Linked DNA regions of Homo sapiens: regions 1 and 3 are each linked to region 2. Evidence: chromatin loops called from intact Hi-C (ENCODE). Cell type or tissue: prostate gland. All regions are shown on one strand.

Region 1 (8,000 bases), 110 kb before region 2:
TTATTCTCCACGGAAGGCGACTGGAGCAAAAGAGGTGGTTGGCCACCCATTAATACATCTCCTTCTTATTGGGACATTTCGCCCTGCTAAAGGAGTAATCATGGATTTTCTGTGAATTTTCCTTTAAGCGTTTTCTGTGTTAAAAAAAATTGTAGTCTGCCTAAACTGATTTATGTGGGTAATTTATGGAGTACCTGTTTTTCTTTTTTCTCTCTTCCTTTTTCTTCTTGCTGAGGTGGTACCTTTGCTGCCTCATCCCTGGAGTTTTGCATGAGAGTTGAATTTTGAGCTGCAACAGTTTTTCCCATTTAAGTGTTAGAGTTGACTGGTACTTTATCAAAGTTCCGTAAGTACATTTCATACAAGAAATCTCAGCAGGTTAGAATCCGGGGACTTTTTATTTAAACCTCTAATGACAGTGATACTGGCCTGTAATTAAGGCATTTCTGGAAGTTACTTCAATTGACTTGCAGAAAGGAAGGCAGAAACCCTTGGAGGCTGGTACTAAATTCATGGGGAAGAGAGGCACGGGAAGCTGTGGTTTGGGAGGAGGGCTCATGTGTAGCGTGGGGCATATGTGTGTGCTAACTTTCCTGGGTTTCTGTCTGAATTGCTAATATGACATTAGGTGAAAGGCATCTTGTCAAGAATGCTGCATGTCTGGTGGACTTCCTGAATATCAAATCTCCGAGCCTTCTTTCCAACTGCCCCTCCTGGCCAGCCTCATGAGACACTGATGAGAAAAATGCCACAGCTTTCAAAACAGTTAACCTCTCCTTTGGCAATTCACAGCACTGGGTTTATTCAAGCTTACGATGACACAGAATTTTCCTCCCTTTGAAAAGTACTGGTTAAGTCTTTCTGTCTCCTGCCCTTCAAAAGCAGTCATTGTGTTTGTTTTTTTCAGAGGTACCATCAGGGTTGTCAGAAAGTGGAATTTCCCGCCAGATCAGAATTTCTTCAGCCTTCATTCATGACCTGAGTACTTTTGGTTTTGAGGGACAAACTTGCTCTATTTTGAGCACTGAAGGAAAACATCTAACTCCCAATTATGGGTCTGTGCACGTGAATAATTGGGTAATGGGATTAAAGTGCTTGAAGATACAACCCTTCCTCAGGTGCCCCTTTTCACACATAAGGAAAGTGGAGTACGAAGGGCACTGGCTCACGGGAAGGAGTGGTGGGGACCCCAGGCCTTCAGTCCCTCATTTAACAAGGTTGTAAAGTCTGATCTGACTTCTTACTGCAAGCACCGCTACTTCTATGACATCCTCCATGCCCTTTTTATTTCAAAAGCAGTTTAATATGTTATTTCATTTAATCTCCACTGCAACTATTTCCATTTAAAATTTTGTTAGATAATCAATAGTGCTCTAAATATGAACCAATTTGGAAGAAATATGAAGAAAAGTCATCTTTTAGAGACAACCCAATTCATGGGCCTTGTAAACATTTTTATTTTTTAGGTAATCATAAAATAAAATTGACTTTTTAAAAAAATTTGGTGTGTAGGTCTATGAATTTTCACAAATGTATGGAGGCGTGTAACCACCACTATAATCAGTGGAACTGTGCCTTTACCGCATCGAACCGCCTCCTTCCATCTCTAACCCCTGGCAGCCAGGGATCTGTTTTTCATCACCATAGCTTTATCTTTTCAAGAATGTCAAATAAGGAGAATCCACAGGATGTGGCCTTTTGAAACTGGTTTCTCTTATGGGCTTACTTTTTTTTTCTCAGTTAGAACTTTTATTTAAAATCAACAATCAATTGAACTTGCCTATTTGCCGAACAATATCTACAGGTAGAAATTTGCAAGAATAACTCTGGATAAGCATAGTAGGCCATCTATTTCATCATGAAGGAAATTTTTGATGTACTATTTTGAAGACTCTATTTACAGTCCCTTATATTTAAACTATATCTATTAAATTAGTGTTATATTGAAATAGCCATTAAAACAAAACAAAACAAAAGTCTTACATGGACCAGGCACTTGTGAAGTACTCTATTATTTCATTTAAGCAAATATACATCCTTTATGGGTCATCTGTGTCATTTTGTTATTTACTCCTCTTGTACAAGCTTGGCAGGGTTTGAGTGGTTCTTTAAAAGAGAAGTTGGTGATAGGGAGGGAACTTCATTTCTGTCCCAGATGCTGACACCTTGTGGGCCCTTGGTAACTTCCGCTGCTGTCCATTTCCCTCATGTAAGGGCAGATGGCATTTGCATACCTGGAGGGACGCCGGCTGGAGTTACAGATGCCTGCTGATGATTGGAATGTTAGGGACTTAGTGACATGTGCTGTAGTCATGGGGTCCTCTCAGACACTTAGGGCATGCAGGCCTTAGGGGAGCCCTGTGCCTTTGGGGCTGGCTGATGCTGGGGAGTGGGACTGTCTGCTGGGTTCAAGGTGGAAAGGGAACTGCTCCTGTGTGGTTTGCCTGCCAAGGAGCTAATTAGGAGAATGGGTTTGGTGATCTTGATCTGACAGCCAATGGGAGACTTCCTGGGGAGCTGGAGGAGATAAGCCTGTCAAGAGGCTCCCAGCTGTGTTAGGGCCAGGATTGTCATTGCTGCTAGGCAGGGCTTTGGTCCTCCCAAAATGAGAGTGAGCAGATTGCAGCATTCTTTCTCATAGCACCAAGGAATCATAGACTCCATGGCTAAGTGAGGTGGAACCAACCACATTGTGTGGTCAGCCAGTGCCAACCTTTCTTCTTGCCTGGCCTTGTGGATGGTGTTCACTTTTGAGATGCAAACTCCAGGTTATGTTATGAAACTCCACTTCTTTGTCTCTCAAAAAAAGCTTGTTAAAATGCGAGTATCAGTAGCCTTTTATTTCAAGCCTCAGATCTCCTCTAATCAGGCCATCAATTGGCCATACTGATAGCTATTATTAACCATTATTGAGAGGCACTAGATTATGAAGAGTTGAGTAGTTAAAAGCAGCATTTCTGGAGACAGACCACATGATTCCTAGTCTCACCTCTGCACCTGGCTGGCTGGGTGACCCTTGCATGTTGTCAGCCTTTCTGAGCCTTGGTTACCCCACTGGTAAAATAGGGATGATAATAGTACCTCCTTCACAGGTTTATTGTGAAGATTAAATTAGTCAATACATGTAAAGCTACTGACAGATACCAGCCTTTGGTTGTAAGTTAATTTTGAGGATTCTATATTCGGCCACCTCTGCTACTCTGTCATCACATTCAGATTGAGAACTGCTGATCAGTCTAAGTCTCACAGGGAATAAAGCTGAGGTCTACAAAGGCTCAGTGATGTACACAGGCAGAACCAGAACTAGGAGTGTCCCTGGACCCTTAATCTCTTCACACTGCAAAGCAGAAAGCTGGTGATCTGAATAAACTGTTTGCTCTTGGGGACTTTGCTAACTAGAAATCTTTATTAACTTGGACTCTGATTTTATTGTCAAGGCAAGAATAAGCAATTTTTAGATCAACAACTCCAAGTCACTGGAGTCACTTCAGCAGAGTTTCAGTGTTTAGTGTGATTTGCTGTGCCCATTTCTCTGCATAATGGCCTTCCATGCATGTATGAGGGGAAGTCCATAGTTAACTGGAATGCATGCGTAGGCAGAGCTTTTTGTTTGCCAACCAGGAGTGATAACGGAGTTTATTGCCACTTGATCCCCTCTGCCAGCCCATCTGGGTCAACTTGTTTTTCTCTGGTGTTTGCCCTTTCCATCAAATTGTTCCAGAGACTAACAACCTGGCTTAGTGATGACAAGTGTGTTAATAGTGGAGCTCAAGATAAGGCAGCAGTAACTCTGTTTGCTCTGAGAGTTTGCTGCCTGCCTGCTGAGTGATCCAGGGACTTGTCAGCCCTTTGAGTTAATGTGTGTGAGGTGCTGGATGCAGAGAAGAGCACTTGGTGTGCTTTCAGCTTGCACATGTGTCTTGGTGCTCAGCACTCCCCATCCCATGCCAGGAAACCTCTCTCTCTCTCTTTGCAGGAGATCCTCATGCCAACTCCCATCTAAAAAATGAATGCTTGTGATTTGGAAATACTTTTTCATAGATGCTCAGAAGGTGTTTAGAGTTTTGGCTTTTGCTTAGTTCACAAACCAGGTAATTCCCAGTTGTCCATATGAATGCTCTATAGTCAAATTTAGGATCCCAAATTGGCTTCTTTCATCACTGAGCAAGCTTCTGGACTAGACAGTCTCTTCTGTAATAAAATTGCTAAAGTGAATGCAACAGGAAGGAGAGGAGGAATTTGCAATGACCTCTTTGTGTAGGTAGATAGTCTGTGCTTTCCTGATGCAGGCTCCCTTAACATGAGGATTGTGTATGGGGCAGTGACGTACTGCTTCTGAATTATCCATGCAAAATGTTTGGCTCTTTGAGTGTGAAGCAGCAGCAGTTGCTTGTATTTTCAGACAAGGGTCTCAGTGCACGGAGAGGACTCCCTCCAAGTGTTGTCTTTGCATTTCCATTCATCTTATTAGAGCAGTGCAAACCCTGATGCATGAATGAACTGGGTTTGTGGCTGAATGAGTTTGGATTTGCTGAGCAGGCTGATTCAGGAAGTTGTCCTTGATTCCCCTGCTGTTTCCCATGTATACACACCCTTCCTAAGTGAATGTGGCATTTGTATTGGATGAAGGCCATAGCTCAGTATGAAACGTGATTATATGTCTACTCTAATCCTCAACAGGCAATGCTTTCCACTTAGGGTGTTTTAGAGGACATGTGTACCATTGGACTTGCATGATATTTGGGTCAAAGGCATTTATGGACAGAGATGGAAGGTATGATCTATCAGCTTAGAAACTCAACCTCAAGAGAGAGGAGGGTGTATAAATGAGGATGCATAAAGTAAGAATGGAACCCCCCCCCCCCCCCCGCACACACACACACACCGTCCCTAGTCAAATTTGCAAAGACTTACGGATATGCTAATAAGATTGCTGCTGGCTAGGGGAATTCACAGGTCTGCAAATTCTATGAATTCTAATGCCTCACTCAGCAATTTTAAAAATGAATGGACTGGAATTAATTGGGAGCCTCCTTCCATGGGAATTTTGGAAGTATTCTTAGGTATCACAGAACACTGTCTGTTTATGCATAAAACTCCATAAACTACAATGGAAATCACTCTAGATAACAACGTGAGAGATGGGTATTACCAGGGGCATATGGCGTAATTTTAGGTGGTGGCCTGACCCAGCATAGGATGACACAGACTCCAATGAGGAGAGGGTTATGTTTTCTTTTACATTCTCTTTAACACAGAGAGAATGTCTTCCCTAGGTTCTACCAGGTCTTTAACACCTCTCTAAACTTTGGCAATCAGCCTCCGCTCTCAGGCTCTGAGTCTTTGTTGGGGTGACAAGATCGAGGTGGCGTTTAAATGATCTGGGTTTTCTTTTTTGCTGTATGTTTAGAATTACCTTCTAGTTATAGCAAGTGAGATGGGCTTTCCATTTGTGGTAGTGAAATAAAGTTCAATTTAAAAATTGAACTTTAAAGAATGAGATTTAAAGAAAAAAAATTACACAATTAATTGTGTAGGTAGAGTCCCATTATAAATATGTTGTCAGGACAGGACATGAGTGATAGAGATAAGGAAACCCTGGCAATAGGAGATAATGACTACTTTGATTACACAGGGAGGCAGTAAGGACTGGTTCCTCCTTCATCTTGTAAACATGGCCACTGTTTCCACCAGGGGAATACTGATCGCTGTCCTTTACAGAGGCACTGTGCTAAGTAAGTACTTTTCACACATCTCATCTAATCATCTGAACAACCCATGAGGTATGCATAATAACAAACCTCTTCCTTTAAAGATGAGGAAGCTGGAACTTAGAGATAGTAACTGGCTTTTCCAAAAATACATGGCCAGTAAGGGGCAGAGGCAGCATTTGAGCACAGGCAATTTGACTCCAGAGCCTGGCACCTCACCCCTATGCCATGTGGTAACACCCAGTAACAGCCCCAGAGAAATCTAATCAGAGAAAATTCCAGTCATTTCAGTTTACTACCTGGGGCAAATTGAGTTTATGGTGGGGGAAAAGAAAAACACATTTTAAAGAAGGGCAAAACACCATCCTAAACTTAATGAGTCCCATATGCCATCCCTATGTAACATCTTAATTTTCACCTGTTTCAGTGTCTGTTCTATTTCTCTCATACCACTGCCTGTAGAAAATAGATGCATGTTCTTGAAATTCCTACTTTTTCTCATTAAAGGTTAGATTTTATTATTCTTTCTCTCAAAGTTTGGATTGCCAAAGCTTTTGGATTTGGAATATATTTGGCTTGCATAGATGCCAATATTTATACATTGATACGAAGATTAAAAAAAAAACTTTAGAGGAGAGATCCTTTTACAACTAGACTTGATTTAGAGTCTATCAGAAATTTTCTTACATATTTAGCATAAGTATTGTGAGATAATGTATGCTTTCTAAAAATATACATGATGTTCTGCTCAGTCGAATGCATTTATTTCTTTCTTTAAAGTTTTCTGGGTAAATTTCAAGAGCATCGGGATATTACTTAACTTGGTAGATTTTATTAAACCTCCAAAGAACATAATTAACTCATTTTACAAACTGTTAATGCTTACAGAAATTCATGATAAATGAGATCACTTAAGACTGTTTCGGGAGAACAGGAAAAGCCAGTTTGTTAATGCTGGTCCTCTTCTCTATTATAATATTGTGAGAAATGAAGGAATGTTTATCACTAGCTGTTATAACCTTAATTTGAGAGTTCTTTAAATGGCAATTACATATATTTACAGAAGAATGACACTGGCATTTAGCTCAATATTTTCAGCTTAACAGAGTCTCGTTGGGCGCGGTGGTTCACACCTGTAATCCTAGCACTTTGGGAGGCCAAGGTGGGAGGATCACCTGAGGTCAGGAGTTCACGACCAGCCTGGCCAATGTGGTGAAACCCCATCTCTACTAAAAATACAAAAATTAGCTGGGTGTGATGCCATGTGCCTGTAATCCCGGCTACTTGGGAGGTTGAGGCAAGAGAATCGCTTGAACCTGGGAGGTGGAGGTTGCAGTGAGTCGAGATCGTGCCACTGCACTCCAGCCTGGGCAACATAGAGAGACACCATCTTGAGCAATAATAATAATAATAATAACAACAACAGAGTCTCCCCTGAAAGAGGGATTATAAAACCAGGGCAAGCCTGTCAAAGAGAAATTTGATTTGGTTCTGCTGTTTTACATTTTAATATGCCTGTATGATGACCTAGCCCATTAAATTTTTTTTCTTTAAATTATCAATAGGCTGTCTCAACCTCTGTTCAATTGAATTTTACTCTACTCTCCCAGGGAACAAAATGACAGAGCATTTTGTTCTAGGTACCTTAGTTCTTGTTGCCTATTGTGGCAGCTCTATTTCCAGTACAGAGTTTCATAGGAAACCTCTCTTCTTCTGGTCATGCCTATCACCCAGTCACCTTTCCTGAACAATTAGGAATTGACTTTCTCTTCCCCAATGCTGCATTTCACTCTCACCCTCAGTGTCCAGCCCTGGTCATATTGTCTTTAGCCCAATTTTTCACCACGCCATAGTCTTTCTTGCCACTGGGCTTTGCATGTGCTGTTCCCTCTGTTTGCACATGCTGTTCTCTCTTTCTCCTCTTCTTCCCATCCCTTTCCCACAGCACACGCCTTTCACCCAAATAGCACCTACTCATTCTTCAGATGCCAGCTCCAGTGCGACTTTCTTGAGAAACTTCTTTTCACCTTGATCTTTTGTGAGCAGCTCTTCTAGAATTGTGTTATGTTCTTCCATGCCCTTATTTCATTTTGGGTTCACATTCATTGGGGATGATTATGAATGGATACCTGTCTCCCCCATTAACTGACATTGTTAAGTTCCCTGAAAGCAGCTACTATCTGTTTTTTGTCTCAGTTCTATCCCAGCACAGGATGAGCACTCCATTAAGTATCTGCAGTATACATAAGTGGACAGAAGTGTTTGTAAACACCCACGTTCTGCCATTCT
Region 2 (8,000 bases):
AAACCAGAACAGAATAAAAAATAAGGCAGCGGATGTGAGGACAGTCATGTCGGCAAGCAGCAAGACGCTGCTTATTTTAATTCCTGTCCCCACCCACCAACTTATTCATTTTGTTTCCCTTACAAATCCAAACCTCACTAAAATAAATGCACCTTGAAATGAGAGCTTTATCTTATTTTGAGATTTGAATAACATGCTCCAAGGAGAACTCATATGTCCGTCTGTCTCATTCTCTTTTGGGAATGTATCCCCAAGGTAGGTCAATGGGCTGTGCTGCCTCTGTTTGTGTGTATGTTTTTTTGTTTTTGTTTTTGTGTTTTGGAGTTTCGCCCTTGTTGCCCAGGCTGGAGTGCAGTGGTGCGATATTGGCTCGCTGCAACCTCTGCCTCCTGGGTTCAAGCGATTCTCCTGCCTCAGCCTCCCCGATAGCTCAGATTACAGGCACTTGCCACCACACCCAGCTAATGTTTGTATTTTTAGTAGAGACGGGATCGCCATGTTGGCCAGGCTGGTCTCAAACTCCTGACCTCAGGTGATCTACCCGCCTCAGCCTCCCAAAGTGCTGGGATTACAAGTGTGAGCCACTGCACCTTGCCTGTGTGTATGTTTTTGTTGAGGGTGATCTTGTAGGATTTAAAGAAGGGAGTAGGAGGAAAGTAATGATGCACTCACCAGCCAGTTTTCTAGCCCATTTTTATTACCTACTGTGTGCTCAGCACTGGGATGAGAGGAACACATGCCGGGCCACCCTGTATCCTACTGGTACTGTGATTTCCAACACCATCCCCTGTTCTTTGACTGATGAAATCGGCATATGATAAGGGACCATGGTCATTGGAACCATGATTGGAAAACTATAAACTTGATTCTATTGTCTGTATCAGAACTGGCCTTAGACCTTAAACCTTAAAACCTTCAGTAAACTCTGCTAGAAAATAGAAAAATGAGTTAATGCCCAATCACAGGGCAGTTGCAATGATGTAGGGTATCTGCTTATAAATATATGCCCAAAATAGTCCTTTTTTTGTGTCAGAAGGCAATAAAAACAGGATTATATAAAAAAAGCACAGGTGCTTAAAAACAACAACAACAAAAGGACAAAACATTGTTCCTGTTTGAGACTAAAGTTTCAATCTCATTTTGGAACCAAAATAAACACACATGCAGTGACAGCAGGTAACACTACCCACTATATAATTAAGCCCGTAATTGCAAGGTACAGGCTGTAAAGGCCATGGGAGTTCAGAGGAGTGAGAGCTCATGTGGGTGGGAGAATGAGGATAGGCTTCTGTGAGAGGCTGGGGCTCAGTGGAGGCTGCAATGATGGGCTAAGACAGGGAGAATGAAGCCTAGTATGTGTGGAGCATGGTGTGTACCCACAGAAGCTAATAACAGCCTAGAGAAGAAAGTGGCCTTGCTACTGGGGAGGATGAGGCAGGAGGACCCCTGAGCTCAGGTGTTTGAGACCAACCTGGGCAACATAGTAAGACCCTGCTAAAGAAAAGAAAAAAGAAAAGAAAAGAAAAGAAAGAAAGTCAGAAAGAGAGAAAGAGAAACAGAGAAAGAGGAAGGAAAAGAAAAGGAAAGAAGGAAGGAAGGAAAGAGGAAAGAAGGAAGGAAGGAAAGAAGGAAGAAAGTGAAGGAAGGAAGAAAGGAAGCAAGGAAGGAAAGGAAGGAAGAAAGGAAGGAAGGAAAATAAAAGGAAGGAAAGAAAAGAAAGAAGGAAGGAAAGAAGGAAGGAAGAAAGGAAAGAAGGAAGGAAGAAAGGAAGGAAGGAAGAAAGAGAGAGGCCTTGCTGAGTGCCAAGCATCAGCCTCACAACCTTGCAAAATGGTGTAGAAGTTTTCTATTTCCAAGCAGTTCTGTGGGTGAGAAGTCCAACATGGGTCTCTCCAGAGGCTCTAGGGAAGATTCCATGTCCTTGCCTTTTCCAGCTTCTAGAGGCCACCTACACCCCTTGGCTCATGGCCCCTTTCTCCACCTTCACAGCCAGCAACTAAGGGTGCATCCCCACCTTGCATCACTCTGATCTTGCTTCCTGCCATCTCTTCTTTGCCTCCTTCTTCTACTTTTAAGGACTCTTGTGATTACATTGGGCCCACCTGGATACTCCAGGATACTCTTCCCATCTCCAGGTCAGCCTATCAGCAACCTTAATTTGCCTGCTGCGTTCATTTCCTTCTGGCATGTAGATGACCATATTCACAGGTCCCAAGATTAACACAGACATCTTTGAGGGTCATCGTTCTGCCTACCAAAAGGGGCATATTATTATTCCCATTATTATTTCCAAAGAGGAATCTGAGGCTCTGAGGGGTTGAGTAACTTGCCAAAGTCAGAGCCCAGAAGAGGGTGCGCTGGGATCCGGGCCCCTGTTCAGATGTGCCAAAAGCTCTGCAGAGCCTTTTGGAGTCCTTTGCTCCAGGGGTCATTCACGGCCCTTTGGGGCCATGCTTCATGTTATTTTACAGCCTGTTAGGGAGGAGACCGTTGGGGAGAGCCTTATTGAAGCTCAACACCCTCCCACACCCCTCATTTGCATGGAGTGACATTTTTTTTTCTTTTCATGGGAACAGGTGAGTTACTAGACAGACTTGCCTGTTGTCTGTTGTTCTTACGCAACTTACTCTGAGGTTTGGGTGCCCCTTCCTGTGCAGCTGCAGTGACTGAGGGGAACATATTAGGTCTGCATAACCTCCACCTAGTAGCCCTCTTTTTTAGGAATCATGCTTTATTGCTTTCTGGAGTTTACAGAGAAACCCAAATGAGACCAAAGAGTTGTGGTGGTAGGCCACCATTTTCCTAAGGGAAGCGGTGGATGGGGTCAGCACACCACTCTTCCTTTTAATGGTTACCCCACCCAGGGCTCAGCTGAAGTCTCAAGCATCTCTCTGTTCCTCTGCTTCAATGGAGCATCTGGGCCCAAGGCCACCTGCTTGGCTGAAGAGCCCCGCCCCACCTTCAGGCAGGGTCAGGATGATTCTGTGAATCTCTGGACCTTCTGTTGACTGGCCTCTGCATTTGGTAAGAATAATCAAGAATGAAAGCTGTGGCCTGGTTTCAGTTTCCTGACATCAGTAATTTTCAGTGTTTGGGATTTAAACAAACACAAATAGTATGGTTTGGCCAGAGAGTGGAGGCAGACCCTGGTTGGCATCCCCATATGCACAGCCCTGCCTCCTGCCTCCCCTTTCCCTGTACTTCCTGCCCCAGCTCCACTAGGCTGCTAGCTGCATCTTCTTGCTGTCTCTGCCCTGTGCCTGGTCATGAGTAAGTTCCTGCCCTGACTCTGCAGGTTGTAATCCTTCTCCCCATTAAGGCACAGCTCTGACTCCAGCTCCTGTGTGCAGCTTTCCCATTCTCATCCATTGGAATGAATTCCTCTCTGACCTTTGTATTGTGCTGTTAGGATTCGTGCTATAGGAGCACCATACGCAGCCTGCTTTGTACTGACAGGTAGGACTGCAGCTTCCATGATAGCAATGTGGCAGGGACTGTGGCCCCCTTGTTTTTCGCTATGTCCCTAGTACCTGGAACAGTGCCTGACACATAGTTCATACTTGTTGAATGAATGAATGAGTGAGTCTTCTTAGGATCATGATAGTAAGGAACAGTTATTGATTGCTTATTAAAAGTAGGCACTATGCCCAGCATCTCACAGTCATTCTCTGAGTTAATATTCACAATAACTCGATGAGTAAATATTCATAGCCCAAGTTTACAGTTTGGGAAACTGAGGTTCAGGGTCTAAGTAAGTGGCAGGTCCAAGACTCAGGTTAGTCCAATTCTGGAGCCCATCTTTTAAAATGATTAGACCAGTGGTTCTCAAAGTGTGGTTCCTGGATCAGCAGCATCAGCGTTACTGGGGACTTGTTACACATGAGGGTTCTTAGAGCTCAACCGAGACCCAGGGATCAGAAACCGCGAGTTGGAGCCAGCAGTCTGTGTTTTAACAAGCACTCCTGGTGATCTCCAGTTTTGGAGCCACCGTACTGACTTATGCTGGGATGGTTCTCGAATTTTTATTAGAATCCCCCAGAGTGCTTTTAAAACTCTTCATGTTCAGGCCAAGCCTTTAAACCATTAACCTAAGAATCTCTGGGTGGAGGGTGTGACCTAGGCTCAGCTTCTTTTAATGTTTCTCAGTTGTGTCTGAAGTGCAGTCAGGATGAGAACCACTTGTATGCATCTCCTAACTTTCTAAACTTTACTGTGCATGAGAAGCACCAGGAGATCTTGTTAGAATGCAGTTTCTGATTTAGGAAGCCTATGCTAACGTCAGAGATCTACATTTCCACCAGCTCTCAGGTGTAGTGATTCTCCTGCTCTGTGGACCACACTTTAAATAGCCAGGCTTACCAATCCACTTAAAAATGGCCAAAACCACAATTACTTTTGCACCAAACTAATACACTGTGCTGTCCAGTATGGTAGCTCCTAGCCACATTTGCCTATTTAAAAGCTCAGTTCCTCCATCCTACCAGCTGTTTTTCAGGTACTCAAGAGCCCCATGTGGCTCATTGGCTGCGGAGCTGGACAGCACAGATGTGGAACATTCCATCATCATAGACAGTTCTGTGGGACCACGCTGCTCTAGAATGAGTCTGTGACAGCACACACCATGGCTTTTTACTTTTTGTATGCCCAGGACACTCTTGCACATAGTGGAAGCTTAGCAAATGTTTTTTGAAGTGATTTTGAGTGAATGGACCAATGGTAAAAATTCTATATCTAAAAGAAATAAATAACTTTCCTGAAGAAATGCTAGAGAAATCATGAATACACTGTTAAAAGGAACCCTCTACCACCCTACCCAAATTAAATTAAATATACTTAAGGACTCAGTAGGCCAAAAAGCACAAGAGACACTGGACCATGCTCCAGCTCCAGGACACACTACTCTGCTGCTACTGAAATGGCATTTTGGGCTCTGAAAGGAAAGGTCTCTGGTGCCCCCTAGAGGCTGGTCCTGCAATTTGCTGGATTTGTGAGCAATTAAGTAGCAAGGGGAGAGGGGAAGGGGGCCAATTTCATCATGCTCAGATGGGCAGTTCGTGGTTAGCAGTGGTGGAGATAGGCTCACTTTGAACTCCTATAAGCTATTTGACATCTGATAACTTGACTCAACCGCTATGACCAAAAGCACCCCTCCCCCAAGGGAGTTGCTTCTCAGTGACAGTGCCCGAAGCCTGGAAGGAAGGGCCCCTGAGTGCCCCCAGAGGTCACCCACTCCATGTTCCAGGCAGCTGACTTTCAACTTGGACATCTAGATTCCCTGAAGCCCAGAGCCTTCTAAGTAAACTGCTGTCTGTAGTCTGTGGGTTTCTTTAGAATAAGAATAGTGAAATAAAGAAAAGAAAAAGTATGATTTCCCTTTTTGGGCCAGGTGTCCTTAGGAGAGTGGGGGTTGGGGGGTTTGAGAGAAAGAGAAATCCAAAAGAAAAGTGCTTCCATAACTAGAATAAAGTTAGATGTGTTCATATTACACATATTACATATATGTGTATATATATGTATGTATGTGTATGTACATACAGTATATAATTGTCTCAAGTGCTCTTCCAAACAGTACTATGAAATAGGTGTCATTTGGGGGCCCATATTACAGATGGGGAAACTGAGGCTTCAGAAGGTTAAATAAATTGCTGAGAGTCACCTAGTGAGTAAATGGTAGAGCTCAGCTTTGATCTCAGGCAATCTACCTCCAAAGTCCATGTTACTTGATATGATACTATGCTGTCTCTCAAGCTACAAGTTAACACATTTTTAATAACTTACCAGCCTCCAAACTACTTTTTTCCCCCATGTTCACCAGTCCCCTCTTCTGAGCTTCTTGACCCATTCTATACAAGTAGCCAAATAAATAAAAACAATCCATGTTTTTACCATTAGTCCATGTTGAAATAGTATCATGCTAGATGTTATGGGCTGCTATGGTCTGAATGTTTGTATCTGCCCCAAATGTATGTGTTGAAATGAAATCCCAATGCCGTCGTGTTGGAGATGGGGCCTCTGGGAGATGATTAGATCATGAGGGTGGAGCCCTCAGGAATGGTATTGGTGCCCTTATGAAAGAAGCCCTTGGGAGGCTGTTTGTCCCTCCCACCATGCAGGGAAACAAGAAAGTGCCATCTATGGAGCAGAGAAAAAACCCTCCCCAGATGCTGAATCTGTTGTCGCCTTGATCTGGGACATTCCGGCCTTTAGAACTGTGAGCAATCAATTGCTGTTGTTTATAAATTACCCAGTCTAAGGTATTTTGTTAGCGCATATAGACTGACATGGGGCTCTACTCTTGGCTTGAGCTTTTTTTTTTTTGTTTTTTTTTGAGAAAGAATTCAATGGCAACATACACCTTATGAATAGCATTGCAACTGAATTGCTCTAGTGTGACAAGAAAAATGAACTCATTATTAAGTTCTGTCCCTATGATTGGGCTCTGAAGAAGGCAGCCCAGCCAAGTGGAATACTAAAAATTTGGATGTATTTCAGGGAGCTCATTGCTGTTCCGGTCGCTGCTATAGCTAAAACTGCTTCTAGAGAAATTACTCCTCTCCAAGAGATTTCCAATTGTGTTCCCTTGATATTGCTTTGTCAGGGACACGCTTTAAATAAGATGCCCTCCGTAAGTAGAGATTCTAAATCCTCATTGATTTGCATGGCTCTGTTATATGCCAAATTGGAAATACCATCCTAAAATGAATGTCTTCAAGGAACGAATTCAGCAGTAGGTTTGCATGGATGCCAAAACCTCTCCAGATGGCTGTACTTCATCTGGGGTATTATTGGAACAGCCTCCTCAGCAACCTAAATCTCTAGGACTGGACGTATATTTACCTTCACATCATCTTCAAAAAATAGATGCCTTGATTCTTTTCCATGAGACCAGGGCCATAATGGATTGACCTGGCTAGCAGATCAGATAGGGAGAAAATGAACACCTGAAACCAGCTCAGGGATTCGACTGCATTATTCAGCTGAACACCTACTGTGTGCAAATCCCTAGGTGCTAGGAGTGACCCAAAGATGGGGAAAACATAGATCTTGCCTCTATAAGATGTTAATAACTTAATTGGAGTGTCCTCTAGAAAGAACAGTAAGTTTATAGGAATTTAGAGGAGGAACAGATGGAGGAAAGTTGGCCATCCCAGCCCAAAGAAGATTTCAGGTATCTAAAATATAAACATGTTTCTCCTAGAGCAGGACTACTCGAGGTGCGGTCTGCAAGCCAGCACATGGCCTGGGAGCTTAATAGAAATAAAAATGTTGGAGTTCAACCCTAAACCTGGAGAATCTCTGAAAGGTAGGGCTGAGGAATCTGTTTTAACAAATTCTCCTGGTGATTCTTCTATGGGCTAAATGATCTTGGCAGTATGTTAGAATCACCCAGGAACTCTGACACGTCCTCCTGGCCAGACTGTATTTCTAACCAAGCATATGAGAATTGGGGATGAACTCAGTCACCAGAATGTTTTCAAGTTCTCTGAATAATTTCACTTGTGCAGCCACTGTTGAGAGGCCTGGCACAGTGGTGGTTCTTAAACCAGAGGAACATACCTGAATACCTGAGAAACTTCAACACACACACACACACACACACACACACACACACACACACACGCACACACACACACGCACACGTACTTTCCGAAATCTATTCTGTGAGGCTCTTTGGGTCGTGGTAAGGACAATTGCTTTGGAACAAGCACACTATGTATTCTAGATAGACCAGTGGTTCTCAAACTTTGAGTGCACCAGAGTCACCTAGAGGTCTGGTTAAATTACAGATTTGGGGTGTTCCATCCCCAGAGTTTCAGATTCAGTACACCTGGGATGGGGCCTGAGGATCTGCATGGCTAACACATTCCCAAGTGATGCTGCTGCTGCTGATCTGGGGGCCACACTTTGAGATCTGCTGGTCCAGCCCACGGTGAGGCTGAACTTGAATTCTAGTTGTAGCTGCTATGCAAGTTTCCAGGATTCTGGTATTAGAGTAAACC
Region 3 (8,000 bases), 200 kb before region 2:
TTCTGAAGTGTTGAGTAGCTCCTAGGGGTAATACGGCCAGCTGGGAAAGATGCCAGGATTCAAACTTAGGTCGGACTCTGAAGGCAGTGTGCTTTCCTTTATTCATAATTGCCTTTGAGATTGAAGGCAGAGCCAACAGGAGCAGGACCATTGTGGGTGTTCAGCAGTGTCCCCTCTCCTACCCTTGCTCATACCCAGTTTTAGCTCTGTGCCTGGACTCTAGCTGTCCCCCGCCAATGGTGCCACAGCTCCATGCCTTTTCTGTGACCTTCACCACTTTCTCTGCCCTTGGGGCTTCCTCTTCCTCTTGACTTTTCTCAGCACTTAGGTGTTGGCCATAACTGTTTTTGGATGACTGCATTGGGTAAGTCCCACCAGTCCTGTGAGATTGCACCTTCCCAAAAGGCAAGGAAGTTGTATGGAAACTGGTTTAGGCCTTGTGTGAGATTCCTTTGCTAACAGTCCAGGAAGCTGTGTCTGGGGCAGCTTCCTTCCCCCAAATATAGATACTTCTCCAAGCTTCCTGTCTGGAATCAGGGTGTTGTGAAATGTGGGCACTCATTCAGTCCTAGGGGTCATGGGGAACCCTACCAGCTTTCCCATTAAACCCAGCTGGTAAAATGGACTCATGTCTGTTTGTTTTTGGGGTTTGTATTCCCTCCTACCTAAAGAAACTGCAAGAGAAGGGATAGAAAAGACCAAGGCATCAGCAAGTCTGTGCCCAGGAGTGCAATAATCCTTGTGTTTACTGGAAGGGGAGGCTGGCATTGAACCCATGTCAAGATAGGTTTGGAGAAAACCCAAAGATGCCAAGGCCTTGCCTTCCATCCCCTGTGATCTACTACTTAATCAAATAGCCAAGGATGTGTTAAGAGGGAGAAATGTGTAAATGTTTAGAGAGCAGTGAGTTGTGAGCTGTAAATGGCCCTGGCATGTTTATAAGAAATGAGCAGGCCAGAAATGAAACCCCAATAGTTTTTTTGTGTGGATAGAATTACCAAACTGATGGATGGAGGGAGTGTTCTGGTTGTTAAATATTTGGGCCTTGGGAGTCTTTTGATGTAGCACCTTGTGACAACTGCTTGCAAAGTGAGCTCAGACTAGCTTAAATTAGCTCAGGCCCACATGTTCGGGAAGGGAGGCTGGAGTAGATTCCCGCCATGGTTGTTTGCAGCTCTCCCTTCTAAGAGTTCAGGACTCTGGTAGTCAGAGCGCCCAGGCTTGGCCAGATCAGGGCACCTGGGGAAGGGTTTGTCTCTGCCTCTTACTACCACATGAAGTACTCAGAGTCTGGGTGATTGTGGACAGGGCTTCAGATCAAGGAAACTTAAGATTCTCAATCAGCCATTGACATATGCCAAGACCAATCAATCTTTTTCATCTCATCTCCCATTATCCACCCTTCCCACAGCCATAACCACCCACTGGTCACTGTGCATGTCTCCCTCCTTTGTCTTCTGGTGTCCCTGCCATGGTTCCTTCAGGCAAAGATGCTTCTTCAACCTATCCCTAAATAATTCTGCTTGAACCTTCAGGGTCAAGCTGAAAGTGGTACCTTTTTCACAGTCTTCCTGGGCCCACCAACTGGAAGCAATCACTGCCTCTACTAAAGTCCACATCAATTAAATAGTCAATTAGATAGATCCAGAGTGAAAATGGAAACCACCTTCTTTTTGCATCAGTGGGATGGATGACTGGAAACATGGATGACCAGACAGGTGAAAAGAAGAATGGAAGGAAACATGAGTGGAAGGACAAACATAGTGTCTCCTCGTTAAAAAAAATACTGTTTCAGCTTTCCTAACCTCACCTGTAATAGAGCTAGGAACAATAGCCCCATCTCATTATGTGAGAATTAAAATACTTAGCCCCAGGTATGAAGCACTGTCCCATTATTGTTGTTATTTTGGAAAATAACTCCGTAAGATGTTCAACCCTATGAGGAAATTATTCTTTTTAAGATTCAGGCTTAAAATCAAATATTCCTGGGGCTTGTAATTTCCCATGCAGACCTACGCCCTCATGTTACTGTTGAAGAAACTGAGTCCAGAAGAGGGGAGGGAGGGACTTGCTCACACTCCCAGAGTTGGTGGCACCTGGGTGGCAAAGTATAATTTTCAAAAAGTTAAAATTGTGACTCATACAAATCTAGAATGTGGACATGTCAAAAATGCATTTAGCTCATTAATGAGGAAACCAACAAGATGGCAGCATGAGTTTACATAGGCACTGGAGGAAGAGTGTTGGAATGAGATTGCTAAATTAGAAACAAAACTGGTTAATGTCCTACACGGGAGTCAATTAATAAACTTTGAGATTATCTTTTCTCCTGAACAGAAAACATTTGTATTTCTACTAGGCAAAATCCTACACATTAATGTGTAACTTCACATAATCTGGCTATTTAGTTGGTAGCAAATATCAAGTCAACAAAGGTACTTACTTTCCTCTAGGTAATTAAATATTTCTTGGGCAGGCTGTTAAACATTGCTCCACAGATGACCTTGAAAGGACATGACACATTTCCATTCCATTGCTTGACCCCTGCTAATAGAACCAAGTCTTCTCACCCAAGCTGCTCCTCTCTTCCTCTTCCATCTCTCTGCTGCATGCAGGGAGCCTGGTGCCTTGCTTCCATTTTCTCATTGGAAAAATGAGGGCCATAATACTTGCCTTCTCCACCAGACTAATTATGTCCAGTTATGACTTGGGGAACCAGGCAAGCGCATGGAAGAAGATCACACAATCCTGGATCCGGAAGACCTTGGCATCCAAGGGAAAAACAGGTGTGGGCAAACAATTGCACCAACATTTGGCAATGGCTGTGGCAGGCAAGAGCAAAGGACTGCGGCGCCTAGAGAGAGGAGTGACTTGGCTGAGTAAAGGAAGAGAAAAAGATTGAGAGAGGAACACTGAACTGGGATTTCCAAGACCCGTAGATCTGTTGGTGAAAAGGGAGAAGGGCATGGTCAGCCTGGTGAACTGCAGATGTTAAGATATAGGGACTAAAAAGTAAGGCACTTTCCATTTAATGTGCATATGCTGAGCTTTTGTTATGTGGCAGGTTCTGTGTTTAGCCCTGGGGAGTGGCAGCGATGGGAACAATCGTGGGCAAAACAGGAAACAAATTCTAGTCCTTTTGGAGTGATTCCAGGAGGATGGGGGTTTGGGTGGATTTGAGAGGGGAACAAGGGAAGTGGAGTGGAGGCAAAAGAGGCTGGAGAGACTGGTCTTGCACTGAGTGATGATATGGTTGATAGCTCCTGACCAAACAATTAATCTTTGTTCAGAACTTTCCCTTTGGAAAGTCTGTGGCTGCCTTCTGGGGAAGGCAAACAAATGTGAACTCAAGAAGTTTACAATTTAGCTAGGGAAACAGGATGTGCAAACAGGAAGAACCAACTATGTGAAGGTAGGTAAGATAACTGTTGACTCCATGCTTTAAGGAAAGGAGAGCTCTTTGTGGCTTGGGTGGTCAGCAAGAATTTTTTAAGCAGAGATACTCTTGATTGGGTTGGATAAATAAAAGAGCAAGGAGGACATTGTAGGAGGGGAATTGCTCCCAGCAGAGCCTAGAAGCAGAGAGATTTTCCAGGGTTCCCAGGAGAAGAGATTGAATAAGTGCAGTGGGCCATGTGGTGACACATCTTGAGTGTCCAGCTGGAGAACTGGAAGTGCATATCATAACAGGGGTGGAAAACTCAGAGGTTGATAGGGAATGGTGAGGTTGCAATGAGGGGACCGGTGGGGACTTTGACCAGTGGAGCAAGAGTCTTTCCAGATGAAGGGAGCAGCTGCCTCACAGCTCTGGCCAGCTGTGGACATTTGGCCAGTTTGTAATTTGTCAAAAGAAGTCAGAAATCTGCATTGTTGTGAAATCTCCAGATTTTTTACATGTTGTCAATTTAATTAAAATATTAAAATCAGCCCAGGGGTCAAGACTGCTGACCCATGCATGGGGCCTGGGGGGAAACTTGTGGGGCTCCAGCTTGTGGCTTCTCTGTTGGCGGTGCAGCTGTTGAAGATTCCTACACACAGGTGCCACAGGGGAAGATGGCACAGGAAAGGAGTGTGGACCTGGAGAATCAAGTAAGGAGCAGGCAGCAACTGAGGCAGGGCCATATGCAACTGTGGCCAGGGGTCACATATCATACTGAGCAGAGTTCACCTTGCCCGAGAACCACAAACCCAGGACAAATAGAAGGGAAACAAAATAAAGGAAAGGGAGCCAGCGTGTCTCGTTCAGTGTTGGGTAAGTAGTATGAATTTGGTTTGTTTTCCTGGCTGTCTTTAAAGAACGCTGGGCGGTGCTAGCCTGTATTTCTGATGAGAGGAAGGGGATTTAACCTGTGGTTCAAGTGCACTTATTTGGATAGCTCAGAGTCTTCATATGGTGTTGTTGTGCAAAGAGCACTGGACTAGAAGTTGGGAGACCTGGATTACAGGAATGACTGGTGTTAGCTGAGTGCCCCACTGTGTATCAGGTATTTTGTGCACATTTTCAGTAATTCTCCAAACAACCCTGTGAAGTAGAGGGCACTGTGACTCTACTTTTTCAAGGTCAAGGTCACAGAGTTGGTCAATGCAAGGCTGGGATTGGAATGAGACTTCAAAGGCCAAGTCTTTTCCAGTAGACCCCGCTACTGCACTGGCCTATGCTGAGTCTCTCCACATGCTCCATGTTACCTGTTGTGTGAACTTGGATAGGTCATCTACCACAGAGGAGCAAGAGGGGAAACTTCTTCAGGGTTTGCTTGGTCCAGTCTCAACATGCTGTGGTTCTGCAGTTGAGATGCATGTTGAAATGCATTTCATTTGTATGTTGACTTTTTTTATTCTAAAGGTCTTTGGATGTTTAATTTCAAACAAAGAGCTAGAGATTGGAGAGGCATCAATCTCAAACAGGCAGCGGCAGGGGTGTTTAGAATGAACTTGACAGCCCTGCAAGAAAAGATGTGTTCTTATCATATGTGGAAGGGCTTTTTTTTTGGTAGGAAATAGGTACTTGGACATGTAAAAATCAGGCATTCCAGCATGGCTGTCCCCAAGGCCCCCACCTGGAGGCTTAGACTGCAGCTTCTGCTGTTTTCATATCTTTCTCCCCTTTTATCCTCTCTGAATGTTTCCAAACCCCCAAAGGACCTGCAACTTTAAAGAGAAATATTATTGATGCAGTTGAATCTATTTTTAGCCTGCTGGGGTTGGTGCACATCCAAAGCAGAAGAATTTGGTTTTATATCTATTTTATCTACATCAACACTTCTTTACCTAAAATCCATTAAAAGATAACAGAAACAGAGCTGACTTCAGACGACATTCAATTGGTTCATATTTTGGGGGGCAATATGTCATGCCCCACCTTGCTGTAGCTGAGACATGCCTTTAACATTTCCAAGGAGCCACAGAAAAAGACATAGAAAACCTTCGATTGCATTTAGAGATTAGAAGAGGATTTTTCTCCTAAATATGGAGCTGTTTCCTTGACTCAGCAGGTATGTGAGATGGATATGAAAGCAAAAGATGTTCCCTTGCCATGAAGCAAGTATTTTTGAGTCATAGATCTTATTGATCAGACTCATTCAATTGGACATTTCTCTTGTGTGCACACATGTTCCCTCTCTCCTCTGTCTCCTCCTGCCTCAGTAACTTGTAGAGAGACTTCCAAAAAGAGAGCAGGTTTTTAGAGTTGAGAGTTAAAACTTCTGGAATGTTGTTCTAGCTCCTGGGGTTGGGCAGGGAAAGGTAATCCTCAAATATAGGTGGGGCCTCAGAGGAAGTTTGGTGAATCTGTCAACTAGAATTTTTTCTTGAAAATTCTCATTGAAGTAACCTCTATCCTCAAAGGATTCCAATATACATCTAGGGTTGAAAAGGAATGAACTGATGGCCTTAATCAGATTGATTTAATGAGCATAGGGCCAGAGCCACAAGAGCCCAGACTGGGTTTAGAGTAGAGGTTCACACATGGCTGCCAGTTAGAATCACCTACAAGACATAGAAAAAATTCCAGCACCTAGGTCCCCCTTCAGAGATTCTTATTCAGTTGGTCTGAGTGAGGTCTAGGCTTCCATATTTTGTAAATCCTCCCAGATGACTTCACTGTCATTTCCACTCTAGAGCTGTGCTTCCCAGACTCTAATGTACAGGGAAATTACCTGGGATTCTTGTTAAGATGCAGATTCTGAGGACCTAGAGAAATGGCAAGACATACCATGTTCATGGACTGGAAGACTCATCCTAGTAATGGTGCCAGCTCACCCCCAGATTTCTCTACAGATTTAATGTAACTCCAACCAAAATCTAAGCAGGACTGTTTGCAGATATAAACAAACCAATTTCTAAAATTTATGTGAAAAGGCAAAGCAACTAGAATAGGTAAAATAATTTTGAAAAAGAAGTGTATATTTGAAGAAATCACCAATCGCCCTACCTGATTTTAACACTTGCTATAAAGCTATAGTAATCAAGACAGTGTCATATTGGCAAAGGGATAGACACATAGATCAATGGAGTAGACTAGAGTCCAAAAATAGACCTACAACAAATATGGTCAATTGCTTTGATAGAGGTACAAAGACAATTCAATGGAGAAGGAGTCTTTTCTACAATGGTCTTGGAACAATTGGACATCCAAGGGCAAATGAAACAAAACAAAACAAAAAGCTCAACCTAAACTTCATGTCTTATACAAAAATTGACTCAAAGTGGATCACAGATATAAGTGTAAAACTATAAAGCTTTGATAAAAACACATAGGAGAAAATCTTTCTGATCTGAACTTAGGTAAGTTAGACATGACCCCAAAAAGATGATTCACAAAAGAAAAATGGATCACTTAGACACGTCAAAATTAGAAACTATTATTCTGTGAAAGATACTATTATGAGAATGAAAAGATAAGCTACATAATGGGAGAGAATACTTAAAAATCACATATATTACAGAAGGCTTTATAGCCAGGATATATAAAGAACTCTCAAAATTCAACAGGAAGAGAACAAGCTACCCAACTGGAAAATGGGCAAAAGACTTGAATAGACACATGATCAAAGAGGATATTTGGATGGCAAATAAGCTCAGAAAAAGAACATCAGCATCTTTAGCCATTAGGGAAATGCAAGTGTAAGCAATGATGAGATGTGAACACACCTATTATAATGGCTGAAATAAAAATACCAACAATACCAAGTAGTGATGAGGATGGGGGGCAACTGGAACTCTCAGACATTACTAATGGGAATGCAAAACAATGTTGCTATTCAGGAAAACAGTTTAGAAGTTTTCTTATAAAATTAAGCATATACTTAGCATATTACCAGAAATTCAATGTCTAGATATTTACCCTAGGGAAATGAAAACTTAAGTTTACAGAAAAAACATTCATATACATGTTTGTAGCATCTCTATTCATAATTACCCAAAACTAGGAAGAATCTCAGTGGGTGAATGGCTAAAACAACTGTGATACATCCTTACCATGAATACATGCAGTAGCAAAAAAGAATGAACTATTGATAAAAGCAACAACTTGGATGAATCTCAACAACATTTTGCTCAATTAAAAAAGCCAGCGTTAATAGGTTACATATTATATCAATTTCATTTATGTTACTTCCTTGGATAGGTAAAACTGTAGTGACAGAGGACAGATTAGTGGTTATTAGTGGGTAGGGGTGATAGGTGTGATCATAAAGGATAATGCAAGATAGTTTTTGGGGCAGAGTTGTTCTGTATCTTGATTATGGTGGTGGCTATACAAATTGACACATATACTAACATTCGTAGAACTTTACACCAAAAATAAAAAATTAAATTTACTGTATAGTAATTTAGAAAATGAAACTTTTGAAAAGTGCAGATTCTTATTCAAGAGGTTTAGCAATGGGGCCTGGGACTCTGCATTTCTTATAAGCTCCTGAGTGATGCTGGGGCTCTTGGGAACACAAGTGGAGGGGGTTAGGCTCTACAGAGGAAACATCGTAACATGCAGATTCAGCTCA

What was found. A loop is a pair of places that touch in the nucleus more often than their neighbours do. Peaks named below come from ENCODE experiments on the same cell type or tissue, not always from the same donor. Only the 100,000 strongest peaks of a DNase experiment are listed, where the experiment ranks them.
Region 1: a loop joins it to region 2, with 2.7 times the contacts of the local background. A loop is called at or near these places in 3 of 110 quality-filtered maps.
Region 3: it touches region 2 in a loop (3-fold over the local background); 15 of 110 quality-filtered maps call a loop at or near these places.

What each region holds. Positions count from the first base shown.
Region 1 is chr10:77,283,636-77,291,635 of GRCh38, reverse strand. The region is part of intron 2 of KCNMA1 (potassium calcium-activated channel subfamily M alpha 1); the gene reads left to right. Among named protein-coding and RNA genes, the nearest start is that of KCNMA1-AS3, 63 kb to the left of the region's middle. In prostate gland, no CTCF peak of the experiment used is centred here; a DNase peak (open chromatin) is centred at 3,755.
Region 2 is chr10:77,171,021-77,179,020 of GRCh38, reverse strand. All of the region lies in intron 5 of KCNMA1 (potassium calcium-activated channel subfamily M alpha 1), which reads left to right. Among named protein-coding and RNA genes, the nearest start is that of KCNMA1-AS2, 34 kb to the right of the region's middle. In prostate gland, a CTCF peak has its summit at 4,967 (motif pointing left); a DNase peak (open chromatin) is centred at 4,960; H3K27ac peaks cover 2,463 bases.
Region 3 is chr10:77,367,391-77,375,390 of GRCh38, reverse strand. The region is part of intron 2 of KCNMA1 (potassium calcium-activated channel subfamily M alpha 1); the gene reads left to right. KCNMA1-AS3 (KCNMA1 antisense RNA 3) reads right to left here. Exons shown (of 6, transcript NR_126365.1): 4 at 2,444-2,544; 5 at 1,556-1,694. Among named protein-coding and RNA genes, the nearest start is that of KCNMA1-AS3, 21 kb to the right of the region's middle. In prostate gland, no CTCF peak of the experiment used is centred here; DNase peaks (open chromatin) are centred at 780, 1,099, 2,807 and 3,270; H3K27ac peaks cover 3,672 bases.